Linked DNA regions of Mus musculus: regions 2 and 3 are each linked to region 1. A link is a loop called in an ENCODE intact Hi-C map of the cell type or tissue named here. Cell type or tissue: gastrocnemius. All regions are shown on one strand.

Region 1 (2,500 bases):
GGGGAATTAATCGTTTAAACTTGGCAGACCATGTGGCCTCTGTGAGAACCACCATAGAGTAGAACACATCTTAATTCTTAAAGGAAGGGACATATATCTGTGTTCCAATAAAACCTTAGTTTCAAAGCATGTTGATAGTTTGCATATTTGGAAAAATAGCTCAGTCTGTCCCAGTCACTTTCTCAACCAAAGCTTTATTCTGGTGTCGCATGCCTTCATCTTGTGTTCAAAAAGCCCCCGAAGGCTGTTATTGGTATCCGGGTCGGTATCACAGCCTTCTTGATGATGCTGGTGCTTTAGCTGCGTGTTCTGAGATCCTGTCCGCAGTTCCTGCACAGAATGGAGAGCCTTATTAAATACCACAGCTATAACACAACGTCTGTCCATTAGCAACTGTGCCAAGGATGCTGACCAATGACAGAGGAGAACCTGGAGAGCTTTGGGAGAGTCACATAATTCTGTGGTTCTTGCCTAGAAATGCTGAGGTCAAGCCTAGGAAAAACCACTGCAATGCATTATGGGCCTCATCATCAAAGGGAAGAGAAATTGTGCTATGCCAGAGGATGTGACTTCAAAGCACTGCTTTATTTTTCATGGGGCATGTGGGGGGTTATTCATACCAGTTCCCACGTCCAGACTTGTGAGATCTCAAGGACTTGGGAGTAAACTTTGGCCCATCTTACTGGTTGCAGTCACTACATTTACTTTATCCTGATCATGGAACTTTGGAATTAAAAATACCCAAATGGAAATTAGTTTAGTTTGTTGAACCTGACAGCCCTCTACAAAGAGCTTGAGGAAGCCCTGGGCTGGGGAGCTGTGCTTCGATGGAGAGAGGACTTCCAGCTCCTTGGTCTGGGAGCAATAGAGAGCTTTGCAGCTTCAGCCATATCTGTAGGTTCCTTTACAGTTGTAGTAGGAGTAGTGAGCAGATGGCAGTCGAGGCACACCAGTGCTGATAGAATCACTCTCACCCCACGCCCAATCCCTGTGGGTCAGGCCAGGACTCTTGAAACCAAGAGGTGCAGGACTGCCCTGTGTGTGCACTTGGAGCCTGGCTAAGCAAGTACGTTCATCTTCCTCAGTCACTAGGTGGCAGAATATAATTAAGATGTCAGAGTGTCTCCTGAAACATTGGAGGATGGTTTTCCGTCCCTACTTTAATGGCCTCCTTCATTACTTTGCAGTATTTGCTAGTGACATTCAGGACTGAGGTAATGGCATAAACATTTCCCTCCGCAAACACATCCTTGCATCTATTCAGGTTTTTAATGTTTTTATTCAGCTGTCCCATCTCTTAGGAAGAAGTCTCTTTAACTCGAAGTACATTCCATTCCGGATGACTGCTCCTCAGACCTCCCAAACTTCCAAGTTTTACCCGTTATTTTGTTATTCATTAGGGGACAGAAATACATACCTTCTTGCCATCTGTAAAATTTCAAATCATTTTTCACATTAAATATGAGATAAATCCATCGTGTAGATGAAAGCTCAGTGAGTCCATATGGATAATAAATATTTCTTAGTAATACTTATTTACTGATAACAGATTTGTTGGTTTTCCTAATGTTAAAGAAAATAGTCACTCATGTGAAAAAAGTCTGAAAATTTGGAAAGGAATATGAAAGGAAAGATAGACAGCAATCCTATTATTCAGAGAGACCAATTAAAAAGAGGTTATGGTGCCCCAGAATAATTCATCTTATCAAGCTGATGATGGGAAAAAGCTAAAAAGCCTCTTCATAGATAAATGTAAGCCCATTAAGATCTGATCCTTGGCTACCTAAAATTCTAGGTCAGCACTTAAAACAGAACATGCTGTTTTTATTAACATTTTATTATAGCAGATTTTAAGCATGTGCAGAAAAAAACGCAGAGAAGATGATAAACCCGCTGTGTGCACTCCACACCTAGCTTTAAAAATGAACAGTACAGAACCCATCTGACTCATTAATACATGCCAAAATGTCTTTCCTTTACGATATTTTGAGGCAAACCCCTGACTTGTTTTGCTTCATATTTACCTAGGCTAGTGCTAACCTTTAAAATAAAGTCTATTGTGCAGCTTTGGTGATCAACCCAAGTAAACAAGGGAATATAATCTCATGAATCACAATAAGGGTATGCAAAGCTACTCACTCTCAAAGAGAGTCCTAGCCTTGTTGAGGGTGGGGATGGTCTGGCTACTGGGTCAGACTCACTGCTCAGAGAATCTGGAATTAATTTTGCTGGGGAAAAAAATATAACCTGAACCTAGAGTGGATCTGTCTACAGCCTCTGTGTGACTGCAGACAAAGAGGACAAAAGAACAGAAAGCAACACATCAAACGTGGGAGTGGCTCATTGCAAACAAGGGTCTCTTCCAGTGCAGGTCTTTCCTGTGCCCTCTGCTGTCTTGTCACTGGGCTCTAGGCCTGAATCTGCAGTGCTGAGCCCTGCCTTTTAAGGTCTTAGCTTCGAGTTCAATTTTTGCTATTTCTTCAGTTTGCCTTTCACATTT
Region 2 (2,500 bases), 160 kb after region 1:
TTTTTTGTTGTTGTTTGAGACGGATTCTCACTAGGAGGCCCTGGCTGGCCTGGAACTCATGATAATAGAGCAGGCTAACTTAGAACTCATAGAGATCTATTATTTGCCTGCCTTCCCAGTGCTGAGGTTAGAGACATGGGCAACAAGGCCAGGGGATTTCATCACTTATATGCCTATTTGACATTTGTGTTAGCATTGCTGATGCAAGGAATAACAGCACTACATTTGCAGAATGGGAGATTGCAAATACACAGACAGTGTGGCTCACTCTTCTCTCTGAGAAATGAAGGGCACTTTAGAGCATAACCTGGTCACTCCCTTAGCTAAAATCTAATGCTTCTCTTTCCAGAGTCCAGCACAACGTGTTTGCTCAGTCTTAAGCATGTCTCCAAGCAACATCCTCTGTATTTGCTGGAAGGAGATTCACTCACTGAAAGGCAATTGCTCACTACTTTAAGAGCGGCTGTGGTCTGGACTGGCTATTCAGAAAGGCAGTCAACATCAGGTGCAGCCTTGGTCCCCTTTAGCTCTGTCTACTTTGATATGATGGAAAAGCAGATTTGTAACTCCTACAACTTTCAGTTTGGCGGTTCTGCCACTGACTACAGTCATAGATTCTCACCCGCTCTTTTGCATAACAATTGCCACCTCAAAGAACACAGGAAAGCTATGAGAGGCCCTTTAAGAATTAAAGACATCTAATCTATGCATTTACTTATCTATCATGTATGCGCATCGCTTGCGTTCCTTCCAAACACTTTCTAAGCTTCAGGTATCCAAGCTTCTATCTGGCTGGCTCCAGCTTTGCAAGACGAGGAAGAGCAGCAGTAGCAACGCCTGTACAGCCCGTGCCTTTTGCTGCCTGGAATGACCTGAAGCTGGCAAGGAGAGACAGTTTGAATTCCAGGCAGGCTAAAAGGCCTTGGCTGAAGAGCTGAGGATTTCACAACGCCGCAGGGAAAGCCTTTCCATAAAGAGATGAAGGGATATGGAAAAAACTGCAATTCTGCAAATTGGGAACAACTAGAAGGTGGAAGTGTCCTAGAAGTCCAGATGGGGTCCTAACGTGACCGTCTGCCTTCCTCGGTTTCCGTCACAACCTGCAAACCACACTATCACAAACTGTTACTATATACAGGGCCTAAGTCCCCTTCATCCCAGCTCTAGGGGAGTCAGAGGCTGTGTTGTCTACCTTCACGCGCATGCGCGCCTTCCAGATACTTTCTAAGCAGCAGCAGCAGCAGCGCCCAGATCCGGTGATTAAAGAAAATTCCTCTCATCTTATACCTTGAAATGATCAATGCGTAATCTGAAGCGGTCTCAGAGTCTGTGGTCTGTTAAGAGTCAATGAAATGGAAGGAGAGGACGAGTCAAGACTTGCTAGGGTCTGGAACTACAACTTCCAGCAGACACCGCGCTTTGTGTTTGGCTTTCTGGTGGGCGTGTCCAAGGCCTAGGACGCTTAAAGCGGCGAGACCTCTTGGGGCCAGATCTCTGCAGAGCTAGCCAGCTGGAGTGTTCCAGCCACAGGAGGCCTGCGAGCAGAATCCTTTTAGATCTGCTGTTGTCAATGAACTAGCAGTCAGTTCATTAGAAAGGACACCGGTTAAGCATTCCAAGCCTGTTTTGAAGTTCATCAGCTCTTTCTCTAGCTCTAGCTCCACAAATCCTAAGTTGTCCATTCAACAAATAAAAAACTTAGAAAATACCATCTGTAAAACCTGTTGTGTCAACACAATTGTTTTTCTGTTACTGGTATCCATAGGCAGTACTTAGTGTCCCACTTATTAAGACTCAGCGTGACCCACAAGGAATTCTTTAAAGAGAACCAGTGGATAAAGTAAAAACTTGATTTAAAATTTTGCTTTCGTTTTCTACTTCTTCTAATGGAGTGTCTTTAAAACATAGCATGCCTTCAAAGTGCATATTTTTAAAAAATGATTTACATTGTGACATACTCTTCAAATAGAACGCTTTCAAATACTGCTTTGCTTTTTCTTACAGGAAGACAACAACAAAAATGTTCTCTGGTAGCATAGTCTAGAACATCGGTTCTCAACCTGGGGGTCACAACCCTGCCCCCACACCTACCCCCACCCACACCCCAGACCTTTTCATAGAGGTCTCATATCAGGTATCCTGCATATTTACAATACTATGCATAGCACCAGCAACATTACAGTTATGAAGTAGTAACGAAATAATTTTATGATTGAGGGTCACCACTACATGAACAACTAGATTAAAGGGTCACAACATCAGGAAGGTTGGAAACCACTGTTCTAGAAGGTGCCATTGGTTCTAACAAAGCAATGACAGTGGTTTCCTTGAGCTGGGTAGTTACTCTGATCAGATTCTTCTTGGCATCTTATTGGTTCAAGGCACTGAAAGTGAAGACGTCCCCAACTCTCTTCCCACCCCAGCTCCTAACTAACCCTGAGTTCTTATTGGCACTAATAAACAACCTCTCCCTGCTGCCAACTCTCCCTTTTTTAAATTT
Region 3 (2,500 bases), 77 kb after region 1:
AGAGAATATCTCGACTGTTCTCAATGCTGGCTCAATGATGAACTTCACACGTTATTTAAGCCTCTACCACAGAGCTACATTACCAGCCTCCAGGCCTTCTGTGACCATGTGGATGGAGGGTTTGGACTGATTGTTTGTTACAAGGAGATTCAACTTGCCTTTCAAATTTCCTGGCCAGAATGTCTGCCATTAGAAGCCCCAGAGATAAGTCCGTCTGATAGCCACAGGCTGGAACACCTAAGGGGTGGAAACCTGCACTCCAGAGGGCTGAGGTGAGAGCATGTCTGGCAGGCTTGAACAATTAAGTTGAGGCAGACATGGCTGGAGCCAAGCTGGCTTGTCTGGGGAAAGTGGGGGGTGAAGTCAGAGCAACGAGGGGGAGGAATGGAAGATGTGAGGGTCTTGGTAATGATGTTGGCTTGTCTTTGTGCACAATGAGAAGCCATTGGCACGTTTTAGACACCAAAGTAAGCTGATCTAATGTTGTTTTGTTTTGTTTTTTTAACATGATTTCTTGTATTAAAAATAGACTCTAGAAGTTACTGGCTTTGACAGATTGAAAGAATGAATGAATTCATTCTCACACTAAGTGTAACTCTTTACACTAACGGATTTTCTAGGTGTGACCTTGCTATAGTGTATTCATTCATTCATTCATTCATTCGTTCAGTATTCATTCAACAATGAGGCTGAATACTGGGTATAACGTGAGCCACTGGGCTTGTTCCTGGATTAGATATGAATTGTTAGAGAAAGAGGCTCAGTACATTTTATGGACAGAAAACTTGGAAAGCTTGAGTAGCTTATTAACTGAGACAGGAGCCACTATAGCAGGGCCACTAGAAAATCTGTTAGTATAAGTAAAGAGTTACACTTAGTGTGAGAGGTATTTATTCATTCATTCATTCTTTCAATCTGTCAAATACTAAACGAGCACAGTAAACCAGGTTCCATGCTTGGCACTGGGAATTAAATGCAGGAGGAAAATATAGCACTCATGGTTTGGTAAATCGAGGCCTTACAGGTCAGTACGGTGAAGGTTATGGTGACTAGAGAAGGGCTGCTTCTGAGGCCGAAGTGAAGAAGGAAGAAGAAAAGAAGGAGAGGAGGGAAGGGGACACACAGAAGAGGAGAGAGAGCTCCTCCTAGAAGCCTCTCTAAGGGGTTCACTGTTAGTCTCATTGAGGTCTTTCCATACCGTTGTGAGAGCTCGTGATATCCGGCATTTTGAAGAAGTGCATCCTGATCTCCTAATATGAAGAGAAAGCCAGGCTTATGTCAAAACCGCAGTACAGATCCCTGTGATATGAACTCAGCGAAGCTGTCAGAATCCTTTTTTGTCCCTTCACCTAAATTCAAGCTGTGGGCTGTCCCAGTCTACTTGGCAGGAAATCAAAGGGGTGACTGTGAGGTGGCTCTGTCGCTTTCTGTACTGAAGGTTTTGCTCTGCTGATTACCTTTCCCCAGGGGCATAGATAGGGCAGAAAAGGGGAACCACAGTCGCTGTGGCTTTGAAGCCAGAGTCCCCACCATTCGCAGACACAGTTACAAAAATACAGCTTGGGTTAGTGCTTAAGTCTTCTTGGGAGACGGGCAGAGAGAGGCATGTGGCAATGCCGTGAATAATTTCTTCTTCCACTCCAAGGGAGGATTATCTCCCTTTTATGGGTGAGAGATTTAATAGCACATCCCAGCTCAGTTAAGTAGCAGAGCCAATCTCTGCAGCCTTGGCAAGAGAACCTAAAGTGAAATGGAGAAAGAGGTAGGTTTGTGGCAGCTCAGAGGCTGCTTAGAGGCACAGAGGTCCCAGAGGAGTAGAAGGTGCGTGGAGAACAAAACTGATGGGCTCTGTCACATAAACAACAGGCTCACCAGAGTTCATCTCTTTCTGAGAAGAGTTCCGGTCAAGAAAACAAACCCTGTCTGGCAGAGGGATGCCCAGATTCCTGACTCTGCTGAGATGCCTCCTGCATGATTTTGTCTAGTTTTCAATCTGTCATCTTGTAAAATAATAATGTTAAAAGTATGACACTAGCTGCTTCCTTATCATAAAAGCAACCCATGACTTTATGAAAAATCACAAACCAAACATTTGTAAGAATTACAAATTTATACATGATCTGAAGATTTTGAATTCCATAATGAACTTACTTCCAGAGTTTTAGAATTTATCTGCTGCTAACACAGCATGCTGCCTTATTCCCCTTTTTCATGTACAGTCCAAGTTTTAGAAAATAGAGGAAGGTATTGGGCAAAATACCTTCTAGAAAGTAAATCATGTGAATTTTCCCTTCCTTCCTTCCTTCCTTCCTTCCTTCCTTCCTTCCTTCCTTCCTTCCTTCCTTCCGTCCTTCTCTCTTCCCTTCCTTCTTTTCTTCCTTCTCTCCCAGCCTCTTTTCTTCCTACCTGTTTGGCTCCCTCCTTCCTTCTTTACCCTCTCCCTCCCCCATCTTTTCTCTCTCTCTCTCTTTCTCTCTCTCTCTCTCTCTCTCTCTCTCTC

The links. Hi-C counts contacts between places; a loop is a spot of excess contacts. Peaks named below come from ENCODE experiments on the same cell type or tissue, not always from the same donor. Only the 100,000 strongest peaks of a DNase experiment are listed, where the experiment ranks them.
Region 2: it touches region 1 in a loop (3-fold over the local background); 3 of 42 quality-filtered maps call a loop at or near these places.
Region 3: a loop joins it to region 1, with 2.5 times the contacts of the local background. A loop is called at or near these places in 7 of 42 quality-filtered maps.

The regions. Positions count from the first base shown.
Region 1 is chr4:53,353,732-53,356,231 of GRCm38, reverse strand. All of the region lies in intron 2 of Gm12496 (a long non-coding RNA gene), which reads left to right. Among named protein-coding and RNA genes, the nearest start is that of Gm52737, 27 kb to the right of the region's middle. In gastrocnemius, a CTCF peak has its summit at 1,087 (motif pointing right); a DNase peak (open chromatin) is centred at 1,000; H3K27ac peaks cover 636 bases.
Region 2 is chr4:53,195,106-53,197,605 of GRCm38, reverse strand. No RefSeq gene overlaps it. Among named protein-coding and RNA genes, the nearest start is that of Lexis1, 22 kb to the left of the region's middle. In gastrocnemius, no CTCF peak of the experiment used is centred here; DNase peaks (open chromatin) are centred at 909, 1,232 and 1,418; H3K4me3 peaks cover 1,487 bases; H3K27ac peaks cover 1,905 bases.
Region 3 is chr4:53,277,162-53,279,661 of GRCm38, reverse strand. No RefSeq gene overlaps it. Among named protein-coding and RNA genes, the nearest start is that of Mexis, 8.2 kb to the right of the region's middle. In gastrocnemius, no CTCF peak of the experiment used is centred here; a DNase peak (open chromatin) is centred at 1,436; H3K4me3 peaks cover 391 bases; H3K27ac peaks cover 335 bases.